Linked DNA regions of Homo sapiens: region 2 is linked to region 1. A link is a loop called in an ENCODE intact Hi-C map of the cell type or tissue named here. Cell type or tissue: PC-9. All regions are shown on one strand. Links, peaks and the distances in the headings refer to the core of each region. The heading gives the core; the rest is flanking DNA.

The links. A loop is a pair of places that touch in the nucleus more often than their neighbours do. Peaks named below come from ENCODE experiments on the same cell type or tissue, not always from the same donor. Only the 100,000 strongest peaks of a DNase experiment are listed, where the experiment ranks them.
Region 2: a loop joins it to region 1, with 2.2 times the contacts of the local background. A loop is called at or near these places in 2 of 110 quality-filtered maps.

The regions. Positions count from the first base shown.
Region 1 is chr22:49,805,258-49,821,196 of GRCh38, reverse strand. The region is part of intron 2 of BRD1 (bromodomain containing 1); the gene reads left to right. It also overlaps the pseudogene LOC100420885. Among named protein-coding and RNA genes, the nearest start is that of BRD1, 15 kb to the left of the region's middle. RefSeq lists enhancers at 4,692-5,234, 5,235-5,778, 15,164-15,664. In PC-9, for the core only: no CTCF peak of the experiment used is centred there; a DNase peak (open chromatin) is centred at 5,436.
Region 2 is chr22:49,886,952-49,902,890 of GRCh38, reverse strand. It overlaps ZBED4 (zinc finger BED-type containing 4), which reads right to left. Exons shown (of 2, transcript NM_014838.3): 2 at 12,811-15,939. The coding sequence ends at 15,713. ALG12 (ALG12 alpha-1,6-mannosyltransferase) reads left to right here. Exons shown (of 10, transcript NM_024105.4): 10 at 1-2,662. Among named protein-coding and RNA genes, the nearest start is that of ALG12, 24 kb to the left of the region's middle. RefSeq lists enhancers at 275-994, 995-1,714, 1,715-2,435, 14,107-14,608. In PC-9, for the core only: no CTCF peak of the experiment used is centred there; no DNase peak of the experiment used is centred there.

The DNA.
Region 1 (15,939 bases), core at 1,250-9,249:
CGGGCCGCACGCTCTCTGTTCTTTGGCTCCTGATGTTGGGTAGGCAGGACTGAAGGAGGCAGTGTTTGCATGCAGGACATGGGGGCTGAAGTGGCCAGGGCTGATTGAGAAGAAAACTCGACCTAAATATTTGAAAGCATGTATTGGAGCTAAACCGCGTACTGTGTGGTTCTGTTCTTTTCCTAACTTGGGAATAAACTATTATTTCAGCTTCGAGTAGAGAGAGAGAAACAAACCTGGACGAGTGTTCCTGGCCGCGGTCTCTGCAGTCTGGGTTTCCCAGTCTCCAGGAGATGCTGGTGCTTCAGGCCACCTTGCCACCAGTGGAGGAGCTCCCAGTGCGCCTGGCCTGTTGGCACCATGGTGCTGGACCCACCTCTGGGGTGGTTGTGAGGGGCAGGCTCTCAATACAGTACTGACTGCTGCCTGAAACCGGGTTTACTGCCTTGCTGTGGTCTGAGAGGCAGCTGATCTGGCAGCCCTGTTCTTAGGCCCTGGGCACTACCCCTGGGTGCATGTAGGAGGCCTCAGCTGTGCATTTGAATTCTGTGTAGATGAGGGTGAAGCTTCTTATTTTTTATTTTATGTTTAGAGACAGGGTCTTGTTCTGTTGCCCACGTTGGAGTGCAGTGGCGTGATCATGGCTTACAGTAGCCTCAAACTCTTGGACTCAAGCGATCTTCCCGCCTCAGCCTCCTCCCAGCCTCAGCTGGGAATACAGGCACGAGCCACTGTGCCTGGCCCATGGTGAAGCTTCTTGATGTGCAGCCGTGGGCGGGGATGCTGAGTCTAGTTGGTTATGGTGTGCACTAACCAATGGCTCCGGTGTAGGACCCACCTAGAGCATCTGAGGATGTTATGCTTCAGGCCAGCCAGTCACGCTGGAAGGGAGATGAGACCCCATCTGAGCAGCGTTTTAGAGATTTTAGAGAAAGAGGATCTTCCTTATTCCCTGTGGACAGAACAGAATCTGCCTTCAGGGACGGACTGCTTTTATAATTCTAGTGGTTTAAAAAATTAAAATTTCAAGTAAAAAAGATAGTTCTTTTTTTTCCCCCCTTTTTTTTGAGGTGGAGTCTTGCTTTGTTGCCCAGGCTGCAGTGCAGTGCGGTGATCTTGGCTCACTGCAACCTCCACCTCCTGGGTTCAAGTGATTCTCCTGCCTCAGCCTCCTGAGTAGCTAGGATTACAGGCACCTGCCACCACACCCGGCCGATTTTTGTATTTTTAGTAGAGACGGGGTTTCACCATGTTGGCCAGGCTGGTCTTGAACTGCTGACCTCAGGTGATCCACCCGCCTCGAACTCCCAAAGTGCTGGGATTACAGGCGTGAGCCACTGCGCCAGGCTAAAAGAGATAGTTTTAAGGTTATAATCTGTTTTTTTGTAAGTTTGATATACTATGATTAAATAATAACAGCGGTAAATAAACACTTTGAAAAACAGGCAGGGCTGGGTGTGTGGCTCACACCTGTAATGCCAGCACTTTGGGAGGCCGAGGTGGGTAGATCACGAGGTCAGGAGTTCGAGACCAGCCTGGCTAACATGGTGAAAACCCATCTGTACTAAAAATATAAAAATTAGCCAGGCGTGGTGGTGCGCGCCTGTAATCCCAGCTATTCAGGAGGCTGAGGCAGGAGAATCTCCTGAACAGAGTCCTGCTCTTCTGCTCAGACGGGTGCAGTGGCATGGTTATGGCTCACTACAGCCTCGACCTCCTGGGCTCAAGCGACTCCCCCACCTCAGCCTCTTGAGTAGCTGGGACCACAGGCATGTGCCACCATGCCCTGCTAATGTTTTTATTTTTTGGTGAGATGGGGTCAAGCAATCTGCCTGCCTCGGCCTCCCAAAGTGCTGAGATTACAGGCGTGAGCCACCATGCCTGGCCTTACATTGATTTATTGTTATTTTTTCTTTTCTGTTCTTCTTTTTTTTCCTGAGATGAAGCCTCGCTCTGTTGCCCAGGCTGGAGTGCAATGGCATAATCTCGGCTCACTGCAGCCTCCACCTCCCAGGTTCAAGCGATCCTCGTTCCTCAGCCTCCCGAGTAGCTGGGACTACAGGTGTGTGCCACGGTGTCTGGCTAATTTTTGTATTTTTTTTGTAGAGATGGGGTTTCACCATGTTGTCCAGGATGGTCTCAAACTCGTGACTTCAGGTGATCTGCCTGCCTTGGCCTCCCAGAGTGCTGAGATTACAGGCGTGAACCACCGCACCCAGCCCTATTTTTTCTTTTCACTTCCTCTCTCCAGCATACATCAGTTTTTATTAACGGATTGAGTTGCACCTGTATAGAATGACATTTTTTTTTTGAGACGGAGTCTTGCTCTGTCACCTAGGCTGGAGCGCAGTGGCACGATCTCGGCTCACTACAAGCTCCACCTCCCGGGTTCACGCCATTCTCCTGCCTCAGCCTCCTGAGTAGCTGGGACCACAGGCGCCCACCACCACACCTGCTAATTTTTTGTATTTTTAGTAGAGACGGGGTTTCACCATGTTAGCCAGGATGGTCTTGATTTCCTGACCTCGTGATCCATCTGCCTCTGCCTCCCAAAGTGCTAGGATTAGAGGCGTGAGCCACCGAGCCCGGCCAGGAGGACATTTTGTCTTTAGTCTTAAAGGAAAAGGGAAAGTCTTTTCCATTTGCACCAGTTTGAAATTAGGGCTCCCTTAACATGGATTACTGCAGGACTCATTCACATGAGAGTTCATACATGGGGTGAAAAGACAAACAGGGTTTCCTGATAACTCTTTTTGGTTATTGCATGAAATGAGGGATAAATACACGCATAATCTGTTTAACAAAACTCCTAGGTTCATCAGAATGCAAAGTAGAAAGTGTCTTAAAAGAGACTGTGATCAGCAGGCAGACGGCCTGTGTCGGTTTGGTTCCTTTGACTGCTTCAGATCTTCTAGGAGGAGCTCCTCTACTACGAGAGCCTGGACTTCAGCCTCACGGACAAGAACCTCAGATAGGCAAGGCTTTGTGATGGGTGCTCCTCCTACCTTCATTCGAATGAGGTTTTCCTCCCGCCTTCACCCTGATAGGGTGCTCCTCCCGCCTTCACTGGTGTCATTTTATTTTGAGTTTAAAAGGATGAACTGGTCTTGGTCAGCCTTAGGAAGGGAAGCATCACTCAGGTGAAAATACGTGGCGAACTTTAAATACCTAGATATTCTCCTCATGCATTTAAATTAGAGTGACTTGAGCTGTTAGAAAAGTTGACTGGGTGCGGTGGCTCAGGCTAGTAATCCTAACACTGGAAGGCTGAGGTGGGTGGATTGCTTGAGCCCAGGAGGTCGAGGCTGCAGTGAGTTGTGATCGCACCTTTGTATTCCAGCCTGGGTGACAGAGTGAGACCCTGTCTCTAAGGGGTTTTGCATGGTTATCCAGAGCAGTCTCTTGAATTTTGGTTGTCTTTGACGCAGCTGCATCTGGAGATCCTCTATGTGAGGCATGTTTAGAGAAAGAGAAACATTGACCCCTGGAATTGATATTCTTCCAAGAAATCTTTTAGTCTTGTTGGTAAAGGCAGTCCTCAGATGGTACCGGTCCCTTTGTTAGTGGTGAGCCTACAGAGATGGTGCCTGGTGTGCAGAGCGATGTGGTTGGATGGAGGTGAACAGAGCAGTCTAGGGCCCCTGGGCCGCCTGCTGGTCCTAGCCCATCACAGCACAGTCATTCAGCAGACATGCTGCACCAGCTGATTGTTTGAGCTTGGGCTTGGTGCACATGATGGAGTTTGTCTGGATCTCCTGTCTTGGTATTCCATAGGAAGATGAGTTGGTCCAGCCCATGTCCTAATAGATGTTGTTAGCAGGAAGTCTGAACTTGAACTATCTCACATGAAGAAAGTTCCTTCTGCTGCCTCTTTTTATTTCTCTTTGGCTTCATGAACAGTCATGCACCCCCAGTGCCATCCTTTTGAGCTCCCCAAGGCCTCTGCCAGACACATCACCTCCAGGGGTGACTCCTTGACCCACCGTGCCATCACCACTGGCTCTGCACCCCTTCTGAGCCATTCCTGGAGCTTGAGGCACTGTGAGGTCAGGGGAAAAGGGTCAGCGTGGCAAGGAGAGATGGTCACCCAAGCTGGGGTCATAGAGCAGCTTATGGATTTCCTGGAAGTCAGTGGGAACTCATTTGGGAACCCCCAAAATGAGTCCCTGTGGGGTGTCTGAAATGGTGGCAGAAGGGGCAGGAATGGGGTCCGGCAGTTCTCTTCCCTCAGGTCCTGGCGGATGGATAGCAAAGTCCTGTGTAGACAAGGTCACCCACAGGTGGTATATGCCGGCTGCTAAGGGCCTTGGGTGGCGGGCCTTGGCCCCCGCAGTCCAGAGAGTGTCTGTTTACTATTCCCTGCAGGGTAGGCACCTTGGGCCCCAGAATTCGGAAGGCACTTTTTTCCTACCTGGACTCACTTCCTGCAGTGTTGGAGGCCACCTGGCCCTAGTCTATTTTATAGAGACAGGGTCTCACTATGTTGTCCAGGCTGATCTTGAATTCCTGGGCTTAAGCAATCCTCCTGCCTAGGCCTCCCAAAGTGTTGAGATTACAGGTGTGAGCCACCTCGCCCAGCCCCAGCCTTAGTCTGTAGTCTAATGCTGGAGGGTAGTATGTTGACTCTGGAATAAAGATGTCACTATTCTGGAACTTTTTCTGGGGTCACTGTCGGGAGGCGTTGTCTCCCTTGAGCACTTGCTGCAGCCCCAGGCTGTTGACCTGCACAGCCGTCCTCAGAGGGTGGGGAAGCTGTTCTGTCTTGGGGGCGTTGAGTCCACTAGGTAGGCCCTGTGAGGATCCCAGCTGTCACCTAGTGGGTACCTGCAGAGGTTTTGTTTTGTTCTTTTAATTGAGGCGGGGTCTTGCTCTGTTGCCCAGGCAGGAGTGAAGTGGCGCAATCCTAGGTCACTGCATCCTTGAACTCCTGGGCCCAAGTGGTCCTCAGCCTCCCAAAGTGCTAGGGTTACGGATTAGAGCCACCGGCCGCGGCCCCCTTTGGCTTGTGTTTTTAAGTCTTTTTTTCCTCCATGTTTCTGGCTGTTAATTTTTTATAAAAGTTTGTATCTGGCATGGATTGAAGCAGGAGACACTGGCTCAGTGCCCAGTGGGGAGAGCCCTGTGTGGGTACCTCCCGGGCGGTGTGGGTGCATGAGTTGGCTGCTGCGGGTGGCACCGGGAGGCCCTGTGTGGGTGCCTCCCGGGCAGTGTGGGTGCATGAGTTGGCTGCTGCGGGTGGCACTGGGAGGCATGGCAGGGGCCATGAGGCCACAGGTGGCAGCTCCCTGTGCTTGACCTGCATCGGGTCTGGAGTGGCGGGCACTCGGGAAGGAAGCGCCAGGACGACACATTGGAAGGAGGAGCTGCAGGGCAGGTCCAGCCAGTGCCTGGGAGCTCGGGAGGGCACCTGGGTGGACGCAGCCTGCAGGAGCGCCTGCTCTCCTGTATGAGGAACAGACCTGAATGCCGTTTCAGACACTGACTCATTCCTGCCCTCCTGTGACTTTGTTGGTTTTCTGGGTTTTAGTGCAGATTGTAGCTGGCAGCTCACAACAGAGCCCTTCCTGGTGCAGGCTGACAGGCAGGAGGGATTCTCCTCTACAGAAATGGACATTACTATATCTGGAAACAGTTTTTTTTTTTTTCTTCTTTTTGAGATGGAGTCTTGCTGTGTCGCCCAGGCTGGAGTGCAGTGGCGTGATCTACGCTCACTGCAACCTCTGCCCCCTGGGTTCAAGCGATTCTCCTGCCTCAGCCTCCCGAATAGCCGGAATTACAGGTGCACGTCACCACGCCCAACTAATTTTTGTGTTTTTAGTGGAGATGGGGTTTCGTCACGTTGGCCAGGCTGGTCTCGAACTCCTGACTGACCTAAGGTAATCCGCCTGCCTTAGCCTCCCAAAGTGTTGGGATTACAGGCATAAGCCACTGTGCCTGGCCTAGATTTGTTTTAATTGAAAAAGCTGAAGCAAATAAAAATTGTGCTGGGGAAAACTCTGAGTGCTCAGAGCATGGGCTGCGTTTCTCACTGGCCTCACCGCACCTTCCTCTGCACTCAGACTCTCCTAAAGATGCTGGCATTTACTGAACTAAAGGTAGCATTTCGCAGAGCAGGGCCGTGGGCCATGAACCACAGTCATCTGGCCATTTAGACAGCTCTGCCCTGCCCCCGGCGACTTGGGTACCCAACCATGTCATTCCCACCCCTAGCTTTGTGGGGCAACGTTCCTCTAGGCCGGGTTCTCTTCCCTGAAGCACCCCAGGCATGTAGAAGATGTTCTCAGCAGAGGGGAGACACCACAGTGTAGCTGATTTCTGTCTCTCTTCACTTTCACCATATTTACTTACTTTTGGTAGAAGTGGGGTTGAAAATTTATGTGAAGTTTTCTTTACTACTGGGGACAGCGGGGCAGATTACTGCCACACATAATCACCTCTGCTCCAGCCTAGGTGCTACCTGCTGGAGGCGATGGTGGCTTTCCTGAGAGCACCTCCTGGGCTCGGGCTGGTGGGGAGCTTGATTTTACCTTTTTATGTGGAAATAACTTCAAATTTACAAAATATTCACAAAAATAAAGAGAGCAGGGACTACCCAGGTGCTCTACATAGAGTTGCCTGTTGCTGGGGCTGCGTCCTCTTTTGCACACCCTGCCCCGTCGGAGAGGATCCCAGATGTGGCCCTTGCCCATGCACGTCAGGCATGTGAAAAGAGCAGGTGTCCCCTGGCGATGGGCAGCAGGCTTTGTGGTGCCCCAGCCTTGGTGCAGGAGTCCCCTGAGGTGAGATTCAGGGCTCTGGCCGGCTGGTCTCATGTGTTTCCTGAGCGATGGATGTGGGCACGGCGTCCTCCACCTCGCACCACCTGGCATGGGGTCTGCGTGTGTGTCATGCCAGGGTTCTGGGCCTGCACCGGGGGCTCCTGCCCTGCCTGTGCACTGTTTGTCGGGGGCTTGTGCCCGTGGGTGAGTGTATCTTTTCATTTTTAGTGATGTCTTTAAAATATTCTTTTTTAGTTTGGAAATCTTTGGAGAGAGCCCCCTGTTCTTTCACTCAACTTTAGAAGTTATACGCACCTGGCCAGCCTCCCCTCTCCCATTCCTTCCATTCCATTGTTTTGAAGCGAGTCCTGGCCATGGAATTCCGTTCGTGCACCCGTCAGTGTGTAAAGGTTCTGAAAAGCAGCCTGAATTTTCTATTGTCTGATGAACCGAAGTTTGTTCATTTCATCGTACTCCTCAAATTTATCACCCTTTCCCCATGTGGCATGTGCATGCTGGGTCTGCTTGAAGAAACTCGTCCCCACTCTGCAGCCGTAAAGCTGCTCCCTGTATTTCCTCTAGGAGTCTTTACAAATTTTTTTTTTTTTTTTAAATGGAGTCTCACTCTGTCACCCAGGCTGGAGTGCAATGGCACAGTCTTGGCTCACTGCAGCCTCCGCCTCCTGGGCTCAAGCGATTCTGCCTCAGCTTCCCGAGTAACTGGCATTACAGGCGCCTGCCACCACACCTGGCTAATTTTTGTATTTTTAGTAGAGATGGGGTTTCGCCGTGTTGGCCAGGCTGGTCTCGAACTCTTGACCTCAAGTGATCGCCCACCTCGGCCTCTCAAAGTGCTGGGATTATAGGCATGAGCCATTAATGGCTCCTGGCCAAAAATTTTTTTAATAAAAATAAAAGGCTGGGTGTGGTGGCTCACGCCTGTAATCCCAGCACTTTGAGAGGCCAAGGGGGGCGGATCACGAGGTCAAGAGATTGAGATCATCCTGGCCAACATGGTGAAACCCCGTCTCTACTAAAAATACAAAAATTAGCTGGTCGTGGTGGTGGGCACCTGTAGTCCCAGCTACTAGGGAGGCTGAGAGGCAGGAGAATCGCTTGAAGCCAGGAGGCAGAGGTTGCAGTGAGCTGAGATCATGCCACTGCACTCCAGCCTAGCGACAGAGCGAGACTCCATCTCAAAAAAACAAAAAATAGAGATGGCGTCTCACTGTGTTGCCTAGGTTGGTCTTGAACTCCTGAGCTCAAATGATCCACTCACATCAGCCTCCGAAAGTGCTGGGATCATAGGGGTGAGCCATGGTGCCCGGCCACCTCGAGGAGTCTTGAGCCCTCCTGGAATTGCTGTTTGGTGTGAGGTTGGGTCAGGCCTGGTGAGTCATCTGGGTTGTGAGCCAGCCTGCTTGGCCTCCTGGTCTCAGGCCAGCTGTGACCTGGACCTTGGGCCACCCAGCAGCTTTGTGCTGAGCCTCAGTCTGCGGTTGGGAGGGCACCCCTTGTCTCCAGAATGGTCCTGGCGTGTGAGGTCCTTGGTGCGTCCGTGTACAGTGGGCGGCACCTTGTCTCCAGAACGGTCCTGGCGTGTGAGGTCCTTGGTGCGTCTGTGTACATGGGCGGCACCTTGTCTCCAGAATGGTCCTGGCGTGTGAGGTCCTTGGTTCGTCTGTGTACAGTGGGCAGTAGCTTTAAAGTTCCTGCTTCACCTTGTCAGACTTCTGGTTAGAGTCCTCCCGACATTAGTGTTCCTTTAGGAAGCTTGGACTCTTTACACCGTTAATTACACTGTTAATTTCACTTAAACATGGAGGTGGCCCAGTTTGCTGCCCATGTAAGACTACTTTTACTTTTTTGAGACAAGGTCTTGCTCTGTCGCCCAGGCTGGAGTTCAGTGGCATGATCTCAGTTCACTGCAGCCTCCACCTCCAGAGTTCAAGTGAGTCTCATGCCTCAGCCTCCTGAGTAGCTGGGATTATAGGCATGTGCCACGACTCCTGGCTCTCTCTAGGACTTCTTTAATGTCATAATAGAAGCTGATGGTTTTCTCCATAAAAGTCTATTAGATTTATTTCTAGGCACTTGTTAATATAGTACTTCTTAAAATTAGCATTTTTGTTTTTAGCTATGTGTTGTAGATGGATACAACATGTTGTAAGATTCTTTTGGATCGTCTTTGTGGACAGTATCTGTGAAGAATGACTCCTGCCTCAGTCTCCCACTTGAACCCAGGAGGTGGAGCTTGCAGTGAGCCGAGATCGCGCCATTGCACTCCAGCCTGGGTGACAGAGCAAGACTGTCTCAAAAAAAAAAAAAAAAAAAGGAGCAGACTGTGCTCCTTGCCATAGGATTTTATCCATGTTCTTTTATTTCTGCCTCTCAAATACTGTTTAATCTTAACGTATTTTTAAATTTTGTGTGATTTTTCTGTTTTTGAGAGGAATTTTTGATATGTTAATACTATAGATCTTAGTATATTTTAAAAACTGATGATGTTTGATACATGCCAAATCATGTGTGGACCATAAATGTAAATAGCAATGCCCACAAACCCACCCATAGCCTAGGAATTGGGAGACTCAGCACCGCCGGCTGAATTCGCCTGTGCGGTGTGTCCCATTCCATCCCTGTTCTGCCGCCCGTGGGGGAATTTTGTCAGCTTCACTGAGACACTTAGTACCCTCCCCTTACCTGTGGTTTTGCTTTCCATGGTGTCAGTTGCCCATGGTCAGCCATAGTCTGAAAGTATTAAATGGGAAATTCCAGCAGTAAGCAGTTCATAAGTTTTCAGTTGTGCACCATTCTGAGCAGCGTGATCACAGTCTCCCTGTCGTGTCCTGCCTGCCGGGAGCGTGAATCTAACCTTTGTCCAGTGCACCCACGCCGTGCAGCTGCCTGCACCTTAACCCGCTTAGTAGCAGGTACCAACATCCAGGCTGGCGCTCGGTCCTGTTCCAAGTTTCAGGCAGCCGCTGGAGGTCTTGGAACCATCCCCCTTGGTTAAGGGGGGACTCTTGTCATTCACACACCATGAAATTTACCCATGTGAAGTGTACAGTTGAGTGGATTTTAGTTCACAGAGTTGTGCATTTATCACCACCACCAATTTTAGAAATTTTTATCACCTCCAAAGGAAACCCTGTGCCTCTTAGCCATTACCCCAACTTCCCACCTTCTCATCCTCCCCCAGCCCTGGCAGCCACCCATCTGCATCCTGTCTCCGTGTATTTGCCTGTTGTGGGCATTTCATAGAAATGTGTTTTTTTGTTCTTTTATGAAATGTGTTTTTTTTGTTCTTTCACTGAGCATGTTTCCAAGGTCCATCCATCGTGCCCCCTGGGTCGGTGTGCCATTCCTTTTCACGGCTGCGTAATGTTCATTGTATGGATAGGCCACGTTTAAAAAAATCTGTTCATCTTTTGATGGATGTTTGTTTTTTTCCTACTTTGGAGCTATTATGAACAATGCTGCTCTGAACATTTGTGTAACAGTTTTTAGGTAGTGTGTTTTTATTTCTCTTGGGTATATTCTAGGAGTGGAGTTGCTGGGTCATGTGGTAATGCTGTTTAGTATTTTGAGGAAGTGCCAGATTGTTTTCCAAGGCAGCTGTACCCCTGTATATTCTCAGGCGCTGTCCTTTTGATGATACCCATTCCATGGTGCAGGGGCAGCGATCGCTCGGGGGTTTTGCTTTGCAGTTCCACAGTGGCTGAAGATGTTGCCTGGCCATTTGCATATTTTCTTTGGAGAAATGTCTGTTCAGATCTTTGCCATGTTTTCATTGGTTAGCTGACTTCTTACTGTTGTCATAAGAGTTCTCTGTTCTGGGTACTAGACTCCCTATTAGATACATGACTTGCAAATACTTTCTCTTCATTCTGTGGGTCATCTTATTGTTTTATTCAGTGTTCTTTGAAGCACAAACATTTACAAGTTGGATGGAGTCCAGTTTATCTGCTTTCTCTTCGGTTGCTTGTGCTTTTGGTGTCACATGTAAGAAGCCTTTGCCTAACCAAGGGTCTTTTAATAGGAGTTTTATTTATTTTTATATGTGCACATATATATATATTTTAAGAGCTGGGGTCTCACTGTGTTGCCCAGGCTGTTCTGAAACTCCTGGGCTCAAGCAATTTTCTCGCCTTGGCATCCCAAAGTGCTGGGATTACAAGTGTGAGTCACCGCGTCTGGCCACTGTTTTCCTATATATGATAATTTCTACCTTTACCTGATAGCAGTCTAGAAGCATGTGGGGCTTGCTTGCTTGCTCGCTCGCTTTCTTTCTTTCTCTTTCTTTCTTTTTTAACCAAATTAATTTTTTAAACTCTTGATATCCATTGCTTGTGCTGTGGGCAAAGGACGTGACCTGCATGGTACGCATTCATTCTTTGATGCTTGTTGAGACTTTATGGCCCAATAGGTTATACATTTTTTATAAATAGTCCATCTGTGCTTGTGAATATGTGTGTTCTTTCTTTCTTTGATGCAATATTCTCTATGAGCTTGTTGGGTCAAATGTATAAGTCATGCTTACATTTTTAATATCCTTAATTTATTTTTGCGTGAATTGGTTTCATTAGGCTTGTAGGTTTAACAGTTCTCATTGTAGCTCCTGGAGGTTTTGCATTTGATATTTTCAAGATGTCCCGTTAGGCAGTGTGTACGCATTTGGAATTTGGTCACTTCCTTCGATCATGGTCCAGTAGCCCTCATAGCCCTCTTCACTCCAGTCATGGTGTTTCTCTGGCCTCAGTTCAGCTGATCGGTCAGCAGTACCCACTTTCTGCTCCTTAATGTACACCTGAACATTTTCCTTATGTCCAGCTTCAGCCTTGCTGTGGTATTTTAAAACTGGAATTACATATATATATATATATATATTTTTTTTGGAGACGAAGTCTCATTCCGTCACCCAGGCTGGAGTGCAGTGGCGCGATCTCGGCTCACTACAACCTCCGCCTCCCGTGTTCAAGCGATTCTCCTGCCTCAAGCCTTCCAAGTAGCTGGGATTACAGGCACCTGTCACCACGCCTGGCTAATTTTTGTATTTTTAGTAGAGACGAGGTTTCACCATCTTGGCTAGGCTGGTCTTGAACTCCTGACCTCATGATCCACCTGCTTCGGCCTCCCAAAGTGCTGGGATTACAGGCGTGAGCCACTGCACCTGGCCTAAAACTGGAATTTTAAATTTTTAACCAGATTGACAACCTCTTCATTAGCAACTTTAGACTGTTGACTTATGTTGGATTACTGATCTATTTTGGATTTGTTTCCATGATCCTTTTTTTCCCTTTTTCTTTATTTTTCCTCTGAGACTGAGTCTTGCTATGTTGCCCAGGCTGGAGTGCAGTGGTGTGATCTCGGCTCACTGTAATGTCTTCCTCCCGGGTTCAAGCAGTTCTCCTGCCTCAGTCTCCTGAATAGCTAGGATTACGGGCGTGTGCCATCATGCCTGGCTAATTTTTTTGTATTTTTAGTAGAGATGGGGTTTCACCATGTTGGCCAGGCTGGTCTTGAACTCCTGACCTCATGATCTGCCTGCCTCGGCTTCCAAAAGTGCTGGGATTACAGGCGGAAGCCACTGCGCCCGGCTCACTTTTTCTTCTGATGTATTGACTCAGATGGTTTTGCTGTTTTGGAGTCGGGGGCATTTTTCCTCCTCTACTCATTTGGAAGGTGCACATTCCATTTAACTCTCTGTATTCAAGTTTTTTCAGTATTTTACTGTGGTCACGTACACATAACATAAAATGTACCATCTTAATCATTGTAAGTGTATAGCTCAGGGGCATGAAGCACTTTGATATTGCTGTTGCTGTGCAGCCATCACCACCATCTATCTTCAGAGCCTTTTTGTCTTCCCAGTCTGAAACTCTGTCCCAGTTAAACAGGAACTCCCCATTCCTCCCTCCCTGGCTGCGGGCGTTCACCGTTCTACTCCCTGTCTCCATGAATTTGACTCCTCTTCAGTCCCTCACATAAGCGCAATCAGGCAGTATTTGTCTTTTTGTGTCTGGCTTATTGCACTGAGCACATTTTCAAGGCTTTTCCATGTCATTGCATGCATTGGAACTTCCTTGCCTTTTAAGGCTGAATAACCCTCTGTATGTGGAGATAAGCTTTTGCTTACCCATTCCTTCCTCCATGGGCTCTTGGGTTGCTTCCATGTTTTAGCCATCGTGAATAATGCTGTGAAGAACATGGGTGATAAGTATCTGAGCCTGTTTTCAGTTCTTTTGGGTGTATACCCGGAAGTGGGATTGCCAGGTCACACGGCATTTCTGTCTTTAAGTGTTTGAGGAGCCACAACACTGTTTTCCACAGCGGCTACACCTTTTTACGTTCTTGCCGGCGGTGCGCAAGGGTTCAGGGTTTCCACATCCTTACCAACATTTTTTTTTTGTTTTTTGTTAGTATTTTTTGATAGCCATTCTAATAGGTGTGAAGGTGACATCATAGTTTGGATTTGCATTTCTGTGTTTATTGAGCATTTGCACTTTTGAAGAATTGTCTATTTGAGTATTTTAACCAGTTTTGAATTGGATTATTTTTTGTCAAGTTTTAGGAGTTTCTGGATATTAATCCCATTTCAGATACGTGATTTGAAAATATTTCCTCCCATTCACTCTGCTGTGTGTCTTTTAATGCACACATTTTAACATTTTTCATGAAGCCCAGTTTATTTTTTCTTTTTGTTTCCTGTGCCTTTGGTGTCTTATTCAAGAAATCATTGCCAAATCCAGTGTCATGAAGCTTTTCCCTTCTGTTTTAAGAGATTTATAGTTTTAGGTCTTATGTCTAGGTCTTCGATTTTGAGTTAATTTTTGTGTGTGAAATGAGGCAAGGTCCAACTTCACATTCTTTTGCATGGCCATATCCACTTGTCCTGGTGCCATCTGCTGAAAAGACTGTCTTTTCCCCTCTGAATGGTCTTGGCACCCTTGTCAACAGTCTCTGCTGGATACGGGAGGGTTCGCTTCAGGGTTCTCTGCTATTCCCATGGTCTATATGTGTGTCCTTTCGTCAGCACCGCACTGTTTTGATGACCGTAGCTTTGTGGTAAGTTCTGAAGTCAGGAAGCGTGACTTTTACAGCTTTTTCAAGGTGATTTGGCTGTTGGGTGTTCCTTGAGTTTCCATATGAATTTTAGGGTGGATTTTCCTATTTCTGCAAAAGACATCATTGGTATTTTGATAGGAATTGCATTGGATCTGTAGATCACTTTCGGTGGTATTGACATCTTAACAATATTGGTCTTCCTATCCATACGTTCCCTAGTGCATTTAGTGGGTCCCATGGTAAAGTATTTATGTGTCAGCATGTAGACTGGGCTTAACAAAAATCCAAGGAATACTTGATGTTGGAACTCTGGTGACCTCCCTCATTTCCGGGGTTCTTTTCCCTGGTGTGGGTTCTTTTTTTTTTTTTTTTGAGACAAAGTCTCGCTCTTGTTCCTCAGGCTGGAGTGCAATGGTGCGATCTTGGCTCATTGCAACGTCCGCTTCCCGGGCTCAAGCGATTCTCCCACCTCAGCCTCCCGAGTAGCTGGGATTGTAGGCACGCACCACCACACCCGGCTAATTTTTGTATTTTTAGTAGCGACGGGGTTTCACCATGTTGGCCAGGCTGGTCACGAACTGCTGACCTCAGGTGATCCGCCCGCCTCGGCCTCCCAAAGTGCTGGGATTATAGGCGTGAGCTACCGCGCCCGGCTCCTAGTGTGGGTTCTGACTTGTCTGCAGTCATCCCTGAGGTGGGCATTGCGGCTGCTGCCCCCAGGCCTCCTTCATCTTGCCCGTATTGCCGGCATCTCAGTCCACCCAGCCCTCAGGGACTGCTTTCTGTGGTTGTCATATGTATGTCTTTGCTTAGTTTTCTTATCTGAGGTCTGTTTCCCCTTAACTCTTCTGTCCGAGTTGAGTGGGGGTGCTCATCGCCTCAGCTGGGAAGCTGCTCTTCCATGCTCTTCCTCACTCTAATTTTGGGGTTTTCAGCCTCTTGCTCACATGAGCTCCCTCAGCCTCCCAAGTAGTTGGGGTCACAGACGCACACCTCTGCATCTGGCTCTTAAGTTTTTAAAGCATTTTCATCAAAGCCTTTTTGCTCACAACTTGTGGGCTGTTGACATTTCCAGAAGCCCTGACTCTGGAGAAGATGGTGGCTTGTTGTGATGAGGTCAGAATTTTTTCTCACATCTCATGGGTCAGAAGAAATAAAAACAAACAGAATCTTTCTTTCTTTCTTTTTTAAGAGATAGGGCTGGCTGGGTGTGGTGGCTCATGTCTGTAATCCCAGTACTTCGGGAGGCTGAGGCCAGGAGTTCGAGACCAGCCTGGCCAACATAGCAAAACCCCATCTTCACTGAAAACATAAAAATTAGCTGGGTGTGGGCCGGGAGCGGTGGCTTATGCCTGTCATCCCAGCACTTGGGACGCCGAGGTGGACAGAAACCTGAGGTCAGGAGTTTTGAGACCAGCCTGGCCAGCACGGTGAAACCTTGTCTCTGCTAAAAATACAAAAATTAGCTGGGTGTGGCAACGGGCGCCTGTAGTCCCAGCTACTAGGGAGGCTGAGGCAGGAGAATCGCTTGAACCCGGGAGGCGGAGGTTGCAGTGAGCTGAAATTGCGTCACTGCACTCCAGCCTGGGCAATAGAGTGAGACTCCATCTCAAAAAAAAAAAAAAAAAAGACTCACTGAACCAGAAGAGTTAAGTGTTGTGCTATTGACTGCACATGGTTTGCCTCAGTCCCAAGTGGTAAAAACAGACTGCTCCCAAAACAGCAGGCCATGAGGTGACCAGGTCCAGCCCAGCCCAGCCTGCAGAGGAGGAGCCCTGTGGGGCTGTGATCAGAGCCCAGCGTCCCAGTGCACCTGCCGATGCCCTCTCCAGCCTCTGGCTTCCTTCCGTTGGCTGTCCTTGGAGGGCTGTGCTTCGTGGGCAGGCGTTTGGTGTCCTGAGCATGCAGACTGCCCTTGGAGTGGTGGGCAGGATTGTTTTAGCCTAAAGGGGTTCCACATCTGCACGGGAGCTCTTGCTGATGGGTCACTCTGGCAAAGTTCCCCCGGCGGGTTCCCTGTGAGAAGGCACCTCACGGTCAGTTCTGGGTCTGGTGAGTGTTCTCCTGCAGGCTCCACGCTTGAGCCAGGTTCTGCCGGAAGAGGCGGCGTTGG
Region 2 (15,939 bases), core at 3,711-11,710, 79 kb before region 1:
CACACGTGCACATTACCATGCATCCACACACAGTGCACACGTGCACACACTATGCATACACAGTGCACACGTGCACACACCATGCATACACACCACACACCGTGCACACGTGCACACACCATGCATACACACCACACACAGTGCACACGTGCACATTACCATGCATCCACACACAGTGCACACGTGCACACACTATGCATACACAGTGCACACGTGCACACACCATGCATACACACCACACAGTGCACACGTGCACATTACCATGCATACACAGTGCACACGTGCACACACCATGCATACACACCACACACAGTGCACACGTGCACATTACCATGCATACACACAGTGCACGCGTGCACATTACCATGCATACACAGTGCACATGTGCACACACCATGCATACACACCACACAGTGCACACGTGCACACACCATGCATACACAGTGCACACGTGCACACACCATGCATACACAGTGCACATGTGCACACACCATGCATACACACCACACACCGTGCACACGTGCACACACCATGCATACACACCACACACAGTGCACACGTGCACATTACCATGCATCCACACACAGTGCACACGTGCACACTATGCATACAGTGCACACATGCACACACCATGCATACACAGTGCACACGTGCACACACCATGCATACACACCACACAGTGCACATGTGCACACACCATGCATACACACCACACACAGTGCACACGTGCACACACCATGCATACACACCACACACAGTGCACACGTGCACATTACCATGCATACACAGTGCACACGTGCACACACCATGCATGCACACCACACACAGTGCACACGTGTACGTTACCATGCATACACACAGTGCACGCGTGCACATTACCATGCATACACAGTGCACACGTGCACACACCATGCATACACACCACACACAGTGCACACGTGCACATTACCGTGCATACACACAGTGCATGCGTGCACATTACCATGCATACACACAGTGCACACGTGCACACACCATGAATACACACCACACACAGTGCACACGTGCACACACCATGCATACACACAGTGCACACGTGCACACACCATGCATACATACCACACACAGTGCACACGTGCACATTACCATGCATACACCACGCATGCACAATGCACGTGCACACCATGCATACACACCACACATGCATCCACACACAATGCACAGATGCGCACACCATGCATACACACCATACATGCATGATCACACGTGCACACACCATACATACCCACCACGCATGCACACACACAATGCACAGGTGCACACACCATGCATACACACCACACAATGCAATCGTGCACACACAATGCACACGTGCACACACCATGCATACACACCACACAATGCAATCATGCACACAATGCACACGTGCACACACCATGCATACATACCACACATGCACACACGTGTGCATAAAGACATGATTTCTTCCTGTGCTCTTTGAGAGCTTGTGGCTGTTGCCCAGGTGCCCTGGGGCTGCCTCTCCACCTGATGCCTCCTGGTTTTCCCATTGCGTCTGGCGAACATCTGTGCAGACACTTCCTGACTCCCACAGAGGCCAGATGGTGAGGGCTGGAGAGCAGGCTTCCTGGCCCCAGCATCCCACAGACATGGGCTCCCTCCCCCATCCATCCACCTGTGTGTCTCAGGTATTCACTGGTTATCCACGCTCGTTTGTTCTCTTTTATCGCTGGCCACATGTGGATTGCCTCCCGACTTCAGTGGTCTGTGAGTCACTCCTGTCTTTAATTATCCTGGTGTTCAAAGTGTACGAGATTTGCTGGCGGGAACCCTGCCATGCTCTGCCTGTGTGCCGTGCCTCTCCTTCGAGCACCTCCTCATGACCAGGCATGGCAGGGCGTCCTCTTGGGCCTCTGGCCTCGGCCATTGCTCTGTGGGTCTTGGCTCCCTTTGGTGGGGAACAGCGTTAGAGACCGGGATCTAGACACGAGGTGTGCTCGATGCCACGGGGTGCCTGAGCTTTAGGCCCTTTCTGTGGACAGGCTAGGGAGGACAGGCATGCTGCGTGCAGTTGCACACGTACATATGTAATATGTGTGTACAGATCTGAAACAGCACAGAACCGTGCCTGGATTCCGTCCCACCTTGCACGGTTCTCCCCCACCCCCCATCTCCACCCTGAGGACCCTGGCCCCCAGCAACAGCAGCATCCTCACGCATCTGCTAGGGAGTCCAGTGCACGCCTGCTCGAGAGCTCCAGTGCAGCTTTGCCACAGGATTGCAAAAACAAACCCACCATGAAGAGGTCGGGATTGTGTGCAGTTCACTCCCTGCCCACAACTGCGGGTGCCGTCAAGCACTGTGCTCATGAGTTCCTTGGGTCGGCTTCTCCACCGTCAGTGTAGTGGTGCCTTCGTTGGAAATACAGCTGGGTTCATCCTTCCCGTTTGCTTTCAGTCTTGTGCCTCCCACCATACCCCACACCCCCATCCTGTTAGGTTTGTAGAGTGTGACCATCCTTCTAGATGTCAAAACTGCCCCTGAAGACAGATGCAGGGAGCCACTCCCTCCTGTACCTCCTCCTCGCTTTTTGGTAATGAGCATAATTGTCTCCTGGTTTATCTCCCATGTGTTTAATTTTGTAAAGATAAACATTACACATATATTCCCCTCTTTCCTAGACGGAGCATTCTTTGTAGGCTCTTTTGCACTTTGGCTTGTTTTGTTTTAGAGACAGGGTCTTGCTCTGTCACCCAAGCTGGAGTACAGTGTTGCAAACATAGCTCACTGTAGCCTCCATCTCCTGGGCTTAAGCCTTCCTCCCACCTCAGCCTCCCAAGTAGCTGGGACTACAGGTGTGTGCCACCAAGCCCAGCTAATTTTTAAAAAATTTTTCTTGAAGAGATGGGGTCTCGCTGTGTTGCCCAGGATGGTCTTGAACTCCAGGCTTCAAGCAATCCTCCTGCCTTGGCCTCCTAAAGTGCTGGGATGACAGGTGTGAGCTTCCAGCCACCGTTTTTTTCACCTAACACTCTCTCCTGGAAACCATGGTGTCGATGCAAGGATTTCTCACTGGCTGGCACTCTACCACATGATAAGCCACAGTTTCCTCAGCTGCTGTCCTCTCTGTGGTCAGTTAGGTTATTTCCAATATTTTGTAAATTCAGATAACCCTGCCATGAATAACTGAGTGCGTTTGTACTTTCATATTGTTTGAGGTGTGTCTTCAGGGTGAATTCCTAGGTGTGGTAGTGCTGGGCTGCGGGGTGATTGCACATTGGTTGCATTGGGTATTGCCACGTTCCCTCCACAGGGTGGTCCCATTTTGCAACCCCACAGAGCCGAGCCTTTTTAATTGGCCAGTCTGAGGGGTGAGTGGTGGTTCAGTGTCGTTTCAATCATTTTTTTTTTTTTTTGAGATGGAGTCTCACTTTGTCACCCAGGCTGGAGTGCAGTGGTGCGATCTCGGCTCACTGCAACCTCCGCCTCCCAGGCTCGAGTGATTCTCCTGCCTCAGCCTCCCAAGTAGCTGGGACTACAGGTGCACACCACCATGCCCGGCTAATTTTTTTTGTATTTTTAGTAGAGACAGGGTTTCACCATATTGGCCAGGCTGGTCTCGAACTCCTGACTGAGTGATCCACTCGCCTCGGCCTCCCACCCAAAATGCTGGGACTACAGGTGTGAACCACTGTGCCCGGCCTGCATCATTTTTCTTATGAGTGAAGTTGAATGTCTTTTCATATGCTAATTTTTTGGTATTTTTTGTAGAAATGGGATCTCACTGTGTTGCCTAGGCTAGTCTCAAACTCCTGGGCTCAAGTAATCCGCTTGCCTTGGCCTTCCAAAGTGCTGGAATCGCAGGTGTGAGCCACTGTGCCTGGCTGGGGTTAATTTTTTAACATGGTGTGAGGTACGGATCAATTTTTTTTTTTGTCTATGAATATCCAGTTATTCTAGCCCCATTTGTTGAAAACATTATCCTCAGTGGTGCACGCCTGTAGTTCCAGCTACTAGAGAGGCTGAGGCAGGAGGAACCCTTGAGCCCAGGAGGTTGAGGCTGCAGTGAGCTGTGATTGCACCACTGTGCTCCAGCCTGAGTGATGGAGAGAGACCCCTATCTCTTAAGAAAAGAAAGAGAAAGAAAATACTGTCTTTTCACCACTGAATTGCCTGTGCACTTTTCTCAAAAATCAATTCACTTGGCCGGGTGTGGTGGCTTACACCTGTAATCCCAGCACTTTGGGGAGGCCGAGGCAGTGGATCACCTGAGTTCAGGAGTTCAAGATCAGCCTGGCCAACATGGTGAAACCCCGTCTCTACTAAAAATACAAAAATTAGCCGGGCATGGTGGCGGGCACCTGTAATCCCAGGTACTTGGGAGTCTGAGGCAGGAGAGTCACTTGAACCTGGGAGGCAGAGGTTGCAGTGAGCTGAGATCGTGTCACTGCACTCCAGCCGGGGCGACAAGCAAAACTCCATCTCAAAAAAAAAAAGAAAAAAATCACTCAAGAGAATAAGAAGACAAACCACAAACTGGGAGAAAATATTTGATATTTGTGAAACACATATCTGATAAAGAACTGGGTCAGGTGTGGTGGCTCACGCCTGCGATCCCAGTACTTTGGGAGGCTGAGGAAGGAGGATCGCTTAAGCCTAGGAGTTCTAAAATTAGCCTGGGTGATATAGTGATACTCCGTCCCTACAAAAAACAACAACAAAAAATTTATTCAGGTGTGATGGTGTATGCCTGTAGTCCCAGCTACTTGGGAGGCTGAGGCAGGAGGGATCACTTGAGCCCAGGAGGTCAAGGCTGGGCAACAGAGTGAGACCCTGTCTCACTGGTCTCCAATATATACAAAGTATATATTGAACTGGTATCCAATATATACAAAGAACTCTTAAAACTCATAAATAAGAAAACAATGTGATTGAGGCCGGACGTGGTGGCTCACGCCTGTAATCCTAGCACTATGGGAGGCCAAGACGGGCAGATCACGAGGTCAGGAGGTTGAGACCATCCTGGCTAACATGGTGAAACCACATCTCTACTAAAAAAAATACAAAAAAATTATCCGGGCGTGGTGGTGGGCACCTGTTGTCCCAGCTCCTTGGGAGGCTGAGGCAAGAGAATGGCATGAACCCATGCAGTGAGCCAAGACTGCACCACAGCACGGCAGCCTGGGCGACAGAGCAAGACTCCATCTCAAAAAAAAAAAAAAAAAAAAAAGAAAACATGGGCAAAAGATCTGAATAGACCCCTCACCAAAGAAGATACGCAGATGGCAATTGAGCATATACAAAAATGCTCCTCATTATATGGTCATTAGGGAATTGCAAATTAAAACAAAAATGAGACACCACTACGCACTTGTTAGGATGGCCAAAATCCAAAATGGATAATGCCAAGTGCTGGTGCGGATGTGGAGCAACAGGAACTCATTCATTGCTGGCGTGAATGCAAACCAGTGTAGCTGCTTTGGAAGACAGTTTGGCAGCTTCGTACAGAACTAAGCATACTCTTACCCTGTGATCCAGCAATCAAGCTCCTCAGTATCTACTCAAGGGAGTTGAAAACTTACGTCCACACAAAAGCTCGTACAAGGATATTCATAGCAGGTGTATTCATAATTGCCAAACCTTGAAAACAACCAAGATGCCCTTCAGTAGGTGAATGGATAAACTGTGGCATGTCTGTTATTCAGTGCTAAAAATAAGTGAATGACTAGCCCATAGAAAGACATGAGGGAATCTTAAATGCATATTAGTGAATGAAGCCAGTCTGAAAAGGCTACATACTGTATGAGTCCAACTATTTGATATTTTAGAAAAGGAAAAATTATGGAGACAAAAAAGACCGGGGCTGGCAGGGAGGATAGGATGAGTAGGTGGAGCATTGAGGAATTGTTTTTTTTTTTGACTGGGAATTTTCTTCTGCTTCACTTTAAAAGTGGGCCAGGTGTGGTGGCTCACGCCTGGGATCCCAGCACTTTGGGAGGCCAAGGTAGGTGGATCAGCTGAGGTCAGGAGTTCAAGACCAGCCTGGCAAACATGGCGAAACCCGTCTCTACTAAAAAAAAATATACAAAAATTAGCCAGGCGTGGTGGCAGGCACCTGTAATCCCAGCTACTGGGGAGGCTGAAGCAGGAGGATTGCTTGAACCCGGGAGGCGGAGGTTGCAGTGAGCTGAGATCACGCCATTGTACTCCAGCCTGGGCAACAAACCAAGACTTCATCTCAAAATAAATAAAAAATAATAAAAAAAATTAAGAGGACAAAGTACCAAGGTAAATGTTGACAGGAAAAGAGAAAAGATATTAAGACTTCACTGATGCTGTGAGACTGAGGGTGCTGTGGCAGAGAGACAATGGGCTGGACCACGCCAGAGAGGAGCAGGGGACCAGGACCTGGGCCTGCATAAGGGCTCACATGGCCTTGGGACCATGGACATGGCAGAGGCTGGGGGCAGGTGGCCATGTGGCCTCTCCTCCCTCACCCACCTCAATAGGAGGATACTAGAGAGGTCCCCCAGGACCCACTCCAGCCGAACAAGGTCTGCTGGGATGCTTCTGGAAAAACCTTTATTTCCTGAAGAAAAAGAGCATCTCACGGGGAGAGATTTAGCCACAGACGTTCCTGAGCATGAGGATGACGCCTAGGTGAAAACTGAGGCCCAGGGCCCTGTTGTCAGCACCCCAGAAGTCTCATGCAAGAGACACGTGCATATTTAGAATTATTTTATTGAGCCACACCAGTGGGTTTCCTCTGGTCTGTTAACAGACTGTGCAGGAAGGTGCAGCAACAGTCACTGAAAGGCTGACATGGACATCAGGACCAGCTCACTGGGAAGAGATGGTGGGCGGAGACCCAGCAGGGACACGGGCCCTTCCCTGGGGCACAGTGCTGAGCAGAGGGGCTGCTCACAGGAGACCCAGCATTTGCCCTTCCCAGAACTCAACCAAGACTGCCAAGTGGACTGATGGCTGAGTGAATCTAATCTCATTTAACTGCAGCTGATCAAATATTAAGACTCCTTTAGAGTGACTGGTCCTACTCAATTAAAATCCACTACATTTATAAGTAGAAGGCAATTCTTTAATTGTTTAAAGAAAACCTAGTATTTTAATTAGTAACCTCAATAAACTAAATGTTAATTGTAAAGCCGTAAGTAAACATAAATGGTCTTCCCTCAAGGATACAAACTCTCCTTACAGCACCACTTTTTTTTTTTTTTTATTTTTGAGATGGAGTCTCGCTCTGTTGTCCAGGCTGGAGTGCAATGGTGCGACCTCAGCTCACTGCAACCACTGCCTCCCAGGTTCAAGTGATTCTCCTGCTTCAGCCTCCTGAGTAGCTGGGACCACAGGTGCGCACCACCACACCTGGCTAATTTTTGTATTTTTAGTAGAGCTGGGGTTTCACCACGTTGGCCAGGCTGGTCTCGAACTCCTGACCTCAGGTGATCCACCCACCTCGGCCTCCCAAAGTGCTGGGATCCCAGGTGTGAGCCACCACACCTGGCCCACTTTTAAAATGAAGCAGAATAAAATTCCCTGTCACAAATCCAACCAAAATTACAAAATCCCTACAAAGGACCCTAACGAGAAACGACTAGAATGAAGCGAGTGGATGTTAGAGCAGGAGGATGGGAAGACTTACCCCTGCAAATGCCTCTGCCTCTCAACTCAGAAGCTCCAATGAGAATTTTTATGGTGATAAAATACTGAATACAGCCACAGAGCCCTATAAAATAATGAAGTGGGTTTACTAACATAGAAAGATGGGCTGTAAAGCAATGTGTACAGCATGGTGTCACCTGGGGCTCAGAGCCTCCCCTCTCCCTCCATCAGCCTGTCTGCCCCCAGCGGCAATGCTCCTGCCCCTCCTCCTCCTCCTGGGCTTCACTCCCACATGTGACTCCCTCCAACTCTCCCCTCCCTGCTTCAAGGGTGTCTCCCTCTCTCCTCACTCAGCTGTCCCCCAGGGCAGTGCCTTTGGGGTGGGTGGACGTGAGAGGCCTCTGGCCTCCACACACTGCCCACTGCTACCCTTGCTCAAGGCTGCTCAACCAGGGAGGAGACGGCCGTCCGGCAGGATGGTCACTGGGGCCAGAGGGAGTGGTCAGTCAGGACACATTCTGGAACAACACTCACTTTATTTGCTGCTGAGGCAAGTGTTCAGATCTCTCACTGTGATTGTCTATTTCTCCTCTTAGTTCTTTCTGTTCCAGTCACATTTTGGAGTTGTGTTCTTTGGTGCTTTTATGTTTAGCATTGTTGTGTCATCCCATTAACCTCACCACTTGGTCACTGAGCTGTCCCTCCATCTCTAATGAGTCCTCCTGCCTGAGGCCGTGCTGTCAGATGTGAACAGCTGTAGCAGATGTGTGGGTGGTGCCCTGGCTTCTGGCCTCTCGCATTCACTCTGCATCCTTGGACTCGATATGTGAAGCCTGTGAATGAACATAGCTGGGTTTTGTCTATCCAATCTAACACACTTAATTGGAGTTTGCATTCCACTTACATTTAATATGCTTGCTGACACATTTGGTTTAAAGCTACCATTTGCCTCTGTTTCCTATGTGTCCCATCTGGTTATTTTTCCTTTCTTACCTTCTTTGGGATTAGTGAAAGTAGGTATTAGTCCAGTTTCATCAACATGTTTATTGCTTTTAGCGGTTACCCTAGAGATCACGTCTGATGTCAGAATCTACTTTATTATTTTTTTTGAGATGAAGTCTTGCTCTGTCGCCCAGGCTAGAATGCAGTGGTGCCATCTCGGCTCACTGCAACCTCCGCCTCCTGGGTTCAAGCAATTCTCGTGCCTCAACCTCCCGAGTAGCTGGGATTACAGGCATGCGTCACCAGGCCCAGTTAATTTTTTGTTTTTTCAGTAAAGACGGGGTTTCATCATGTTGGCCAGGCTGGTCTCAAATTCCTGACCTCAGGTGATCCGCCTGCCTTGGCCTCCCAAAGTGCTGGGATTACAGGTGTGAGCCACTGCACCTGGCCCAGAATCTACTTGAAATCCATACTTTCACCCCTTGCAGGATGGTGCAATCCTTTATTTCCCTCCCACCTTTTGTCCTTACTGTCCATGTATCTTAAGTCTACCTGTATTTTGAACTCTAAGAGATAGTTTTAGGCAGTCTATTATTTATTTAGCTTTCCCGTTTCTGCTCCTTTCAGGAGTATTCCTTGTTCCTTCCCACATCAAGTGTCCACCTGGAGAATTCCCTCCAGGATATATTTTAGGGCTGGTTGGCTGGTGACAAGTTTCTGCAATTTTTTGTTTTGTCCAAAAACTTAAGTTCATCCTCACTTTTGAGGAATCTTCTCACTGGGTATATAAATCTAGATTGGTAATTATTTCCTTTCAGCATTTAAAAAAAGCCACTCCACCATTCCAACTATTTGTTTTAGAGAGTCAGCTGCCAGCTTTATTGCTCCTCTGAAGGTAAAAGTGTCTCTCCTCCCTCCCTCTGCTTAAGGTTGTCTCTTTCTCTTTGGGTTTCAGCACTTTGCCATGATGTGCCTAGGTGCAGGTTGTTATTTTCAATTTATCCTCATTGGGGTTCAAAGATATTGACACCTATGGCTGATGTCCCAACAGTTCTGGAAAGTCCTCAGCTGTGATCTCATCCAAATGGCGCTCCACCCCTTCTCTCTCCTCTTCTGGGACTCCCGTCAGCTGTGTGCTAGTCTTTTCTCTTGCGCTGTGTCTCTCAGGCACTTTTCATCTCTCTGTACTTCAAGATGAATGTTTTCTACTGGCTTGTCTTCCAATTCAGTAATCCTTTCATCTATAAGCCTAATTTGGTACTAACTACATCTAGGGAATTCTTCATTCATCGTTGTGTTTTTCAGCATTAGCACGTTTACAGATTCTCTCTGGTGGCATTCTCCACCTTCTCATCCATATTATTGAATGTATAAATCATAAAGTCCGTGTCTGAAAACTCCAGTATTTGGATCACCTGTGAGACTATTTCTATTGTCTTATGATTCTCTTTTCAGTCACTTAGTCCTTTTTTTCAGTGTGTCTCATAATTTTTTTATGAGAGTCAAACTGTTTATCTGTAAAGTTATAGGAGCTCTGATGTTTTCATTGAAAGAAAATTTAGTTTTCCTCTAGCAGAAAGGTGAGGCAGATCGCCCTGATGCAATCAAGGCTGAGATGGCTCAAGCCATGTCCAGACTTGGTGAGGGTTGGTCCCTCTCCAGTTTGCCCTTCAGGGGACTCACCTGGAAACCTCAGAGTTTTCTCAATGGCAGGCACTGAAGTCCCAAGTTTTGTCTCCCTTGCCCAAAGATGTCTCAGCTTTCCAGCCTTTTGCTGCTATATTTGGGTTTCCAAGCCTCTTGCCTCAAGCACAAGCAGCAACCAGGAATAGGCACCTGCTGCAGGGGAAGCTGCACACTGGGAATTCGGCCACTTCTCTGAGGCTCCTGGCATCCTGGCCAACATGACAGCTTGTGTGTTGCTGCCGGTCTCCCAGCCCAGTGACACCACGCCAGCTCTGGTTGCCACCTTCTGTCAGGCCTTAGGGCAGGACACCAGCAAATGGCCCAACAGGAAAAAATGTTGTGAACACAGGACTCACCTTTATGCAAGTCTCATCTTACTAGGATTTTGTTTCTTCAAATCCTGGCTGTCTTACTCTCTGATGTCTTCAAAAAGTTTTTTTTTTTTTTTTTTTTTTTTTGAGACAGAGTCTTGCTCTGTCGCCCAGGCTGGAGTGCAGTGGCACGATCTCGGCTTACTGCAACCTCTGCCTCCCAGGTTCACGCCATTCTCCTGCCTCAGCCTCCAGAGTAGCTGGGACTACAGACGCCCACCACCACACCCAGCTAATTTTTTGTATTTTTAGTAGAGACGGGGTTTCACTGTTTTAGCCAGGATGCAAAAAGCTCTTTTTAAAAATATATTTTATATGGCCTTGATAGTTCTTGGGAAAGGTTTGGTCTGATAGCAGTTGCTGCCTCATAGTCAGAAGTGGAAGAGAAGGGAATTTTAGCTTTAAATGAAGTTCAATGTTTTATTATTGCAGGAGTGGTCTTCAAAAAGTTCATGGAAAATGCATATTATGACAAAACTATGCATGCATTTCAAAATTCTTTTGCTCCAAAATAAACTCATACTAACTTGTTAGAACATGCCTGAATAGATCTAGTTTGAGGCAGTAAGAATCAGTTTGAAAAGGGCTCCTAGCAGAACATGAATTCTGCAAAAACTGAAGCAAAAACAAGCATCAAATCTATAGTGAACCTTGGGTGGAAGAATGGTGAAAATCATGATGCTTTACAAAAAGTGTATGAGGACAGTGCCCTAAAGAAGTCAGCAGTATACACATAGATACCTCGTTTTAAGAAGGATCAAGACAACATTGGAGATGAAGACCACAGTGGCAGACCATCCACATCAATTTGCAAGGAAAATATTGATCTTGTTCATGCTCTGATTAAAGAGGACTGACGATTAACAGAACAATAGCCAAGACCACAGACATCTCAACTGGTTCAAAATTGAAGTTGAGCAAGCTTTCCACTCGATGGGTGCCAAAACCGTTGTGCCCAGATCAGCTGCAGACAAGAGCAGAGCTTTCAATGGAAATTTTAAACAAGTGGCATCAAGACCCTGAAGCATTTCCTTGAATTATAACAGGAGATGGAACAGGACTTTACCAGTACCATCCTGAAGACAAACCACAATCAAAGCAATGGCTACCAAGAGGTAGAAGTGGCCTAGTCAAGGCAAATGTGGACAAGTCAAAGTAAGGTCATGGCAACAGTTTCTTGGGATGCTCAATGCATTTTGCTTGTTGACTTTCTGGAGGGCCAAAGAACATTTTTTTTTTTTTTTTGAGATGGAGTCTCGCTCTGTCGCCCAGGCTGGAGTGCAGTGGCACAATCTCAGCTAGCTGCAAGCTCTGCCTCCCAGGTTCACGCCATTCTCCTGCCTCAGCCTTCCGAGTAGCTGGAGTAGCTGGGACTAGAGGTGCCTGCCACCACGCCCAGCTAATTTTTTGTATTTTTAGTGGAGACGGGACGGGGTTTCACCATGTTAGCCAGGATGGTCTCGATTTCCTGACCTCGTGATCTGCCCACCTCAGCCTCCCAAAGTGCTGGGATTACAGGCGTGAGCCACCGCATCTGGCCACAATAACATCTTATTATGAGAGTGTTTTGAGAAAGTTAGCCGAAGCTTTAGCAAAAACACACCCAGGAAAGCCTCATCAGTGTCTTTCTCCACGATGACAATGCTCCTGGCTCATTCTTCTCATCAAATAAGGGCAATTCTTCAAGAGTTTTGTTGGGAAATCATTAGGCATCCACCTTACAGTCCCGATTTTGCTCCTTCTGACTTTGTTTCCTCATTTTAAAAAATCTTTAAAAGCACTCATTTTTTCTTCCGTTAATAATGTTAAAAAGGCTGCACTGACATGGTTAAATTCCCAGAGCCTGCAATTCTTTAGAGGTGGACTAAATGGCTGGTGTCACAGCTTACAAAAGTATCTTGATCTTGATGGAGCTTACATTGAGAAATAAAAATGTTGTTTTGTTGTTGTCATTGTTGGTGGTTTTAAGAGAGAGGATCTTGCTCTGTTGTCCAGGCTAGAGTGCAGTGGTGTGATCACAGCTCACTGCAACCTCAAACTCCTGGGCTCAAGTAATCCTCCTCCCTCTGCCTCCCAAGTAGCTGGGACTACAGGCATGCACTACCAAACCTGGCTAATTTCTTGAACTCCTGGCCTCAAGCAGTCCTCCCACCTCAGCCTCCCAAAGTACTGGGATTACAAACATAAGCCACTGTGCCCAGCCAAGAAATAAAGTTTTTATTTTTTTATCATCTTTTACTTCAGTATTTCCACAAATTTTTTAAAGTCCCTTCGTATAATGACTGGTAATTTCATTCACTGAAGAGACAGTTCTGAGGCTCATACAAAGAGCTTTTTATTATCTGAGACAGACCTGAGAAATTAAGGAACCTGCCTAAAACATCATTTCCAGGCAGGGAAACAAACAGCTCGCAGCTGGGGTTCTGAACGGAGAGGCAAGGTGGGAATGGCTAAGAATCAACATATTTTCTAGTTGCACCCACAGTCCCCTCATTCAAGTAGTGAGAGTCGTGTGACTGTCAGCACTGGGCCTCTTGTCCATCTTCCTGCAGGACTGTCAGCAACTGGAGGGCAGAGACGGTTTGACCATTGAGTGCCGGTTTCAACAAATGTCCACCAACGAAATGAAGGGAATGTATGAGATAAAATGACTCTCCTAGTGTCATTCAGGAAGGGCCATATTTTCTGTTGAGTAAAGCAAGCCCTCATTTTTTTCTGCAATCCCCTTTTATACACTGACTGTTACTCAGAACACTTCAACTAAAAATACAGCAGCATGAAGCTGAAAGCTTAAAAAAACAAACAAAAAAAACCCCATAAAGGCAGGCTAGCTCAAGGGCCAGCAAACTTGCTATTCTGGAAAGGGCCAAACAGTGAGTATTTTCAGCCCTGTTTGTCCCTTTCAGTGGGCCTGTGGTCTCTGTCACAACTATTCAGTTCTCCCGTCGCAGCCTGAAAGTAGCCAAGACACCATGTTAAAAAAACAGCTGTGACTGTATTCCAAGAAAATTTCACTTAGAAAAATGGGCAGAGTGCCGGACTGGGTCTGTGGTTGCAGCTTGCCAATCGTGGACTAGACTATATGCTCTGTGAGACTAGAGACTGTGTCCACGGAAATCTCTGTTGCATTCCAGGAACTAGCCCAGGCCCTGGAAAAGGGAGGGCACTTCATCTCAGTTGAATGAATGAGTGGATACAATTCTGCTACAGTTAGTTGTGCTGGCTTGTTTTGGAGAGAAAATCCATGAAGCTCAATATCCCAAAATTCTAAGGATATTACCATTCCAAATACAATCTTAAGAAACACAGGACTGCAAGCTGGTCGTGAGCACAGCTAAGCAAGAACTGTGGCTCCCTCCTATCCTGTGCGCAACCCTTTCTACACCAGGATGACACTGGCCAGGGCTGCTGGCGAGGGAGAGATGGGTGGGCCATGGACCCCACCTCCTCTGCAGCCTCACGGGCACTGTCCCTGACCAGCACTCCTGGGCACTCTGGAAGCAGGCTGTTCTCACGGGAACAAGCGCACAGCTACCGGGTAAGAGGACACCAGGAAGAGCGTGCACAGAGGCTGCGGCCAAGGCAACCCCTCAGGGCTGCCCACCGGCTCCTGCATTCTGGCACCACTTGAACACGAGACCTGGAAAGTCATCACCATGGCCATGATCAGAACTGTTGTTGTAAGAATTACATCTCCACTTCCCTGGAGCCCTGTCTGGGGTTAAGGTGAAATTTCAAATGCTGCCCAAGTATGGGCTCTAGATAATGGACCACAAAGAATATGCCTGTTTTCTTATCCTAAAAATAAAAAGCCAGTGTCTGCCAGCACTAGAAAATTGCAAATAAGAAGTTTAATTTCAGAAACTGAGTTCACCATTTATAAATACACTAAAACATAGTCAATGCAAATTTAGATTAAGCGTACGTACAGTATTTCAACAAAACAACTTTTCTAAAAGGTCGTAGGCAAATGAGTGATTAGTCTCACTCAGAATATTTAATTGGTTTAAAATGAGAAAATGAATCTTTTTTTCTCTGAAGACATAACTTTTAAAATCATCTGACAACTGACACTTCACTCTGATGTCCTTGGGATTTGAAAATATCCCAGTGATGGCCGCATCTTCCCTATCATAAAAAAATCTAAACACTAAGGCTATTCTTACAACTGGAATATAACAAGCTTCTTCCCTGTTAATAAGCCATCTCTTCTAAAAAAATTTTACACAAATTTGATCAAACAAGGGGGTCAGTGCACACATTTTGAAAGACAGCTTCAGAGCGTGGAGATGCTGAAGCGGAGGCGTGGGGGTTTCAGCAGGGACCACCTGCCATCAGCGTGTCATTGAACGCACTGGCGAAGTGATGAGCACAGTTACAAAGGGATCACATTTCAGAGGAGCTGATGATAAACAGCTGGGGTATCTCTGAGTTAACTGACCATGTAAAGCCTGAATGCAGAAACCTGAAATGGGAAAGTTCTCAAAATAAGCTCCATGAAACATCTAAGTTTCGTTTCCAAATGCCACGTCTCTGTCGTAGTAAACAGTTACCTTCCAGAATATTATCTGTACTCCGCGGGACACTTTAGAACCTGCGGTTAAAAACTGCTCAGTCAGGATGGCTTGCCCTCCACCTCCTATTTACAGATTTCATTTGATAGCCACAAAAGCTATTCTGTTGCAATTAAAGCAATGCTTCACTAAAATACAGTACCTGATTTGTGGTTTGTACATAATTGAGTAAAAAGCCTACAGAATAAAATGGTTTACATCTTCTTTGTCATTCTAGTAAAACAAATTACTAACCCAAAACTTTAAAAAACTTTACGGTTATGAATTAAAATCTAGTCACCATATTTCATAGTTGACAGGACAAGCTATTTCTAGTGGACGTCTTAATAAAACACCCCGCGAAACTTGGCCTGAAGGAGAAGGGGTAAGGCACGTGGAGACACTGTGGTGAGCTGGAGAGCGGCCCTGAGAGTGCCTGGTCTGATGTCGTACACAGCCGTGGGCAGAGCGGGTCATAGACCTGGTACAGGCTGCTAACGCTGGGGCAGCCACGCCTCTGGCCTAGTGGTGCCGTCGTGAGTTTCAATACTGAAAGTATATTAAGGGAAGATTCACTTTCAAAAAGATAAGTTTTTCAAAATGTTCCATCATGAGCCTGGATTGGCCAAGGCTACCGTTCTCAGTGGGTGTGTTGAACAGCTTTTCTGAAGGGACGATGCTTGGGGGGCAGCCCAAAAATCTGACGGCCAGCGCGGACAGCCCCGGCCAGGACGCCTTCTTCAGGTTCCAGTAGGTGAGCGGGTCACAGC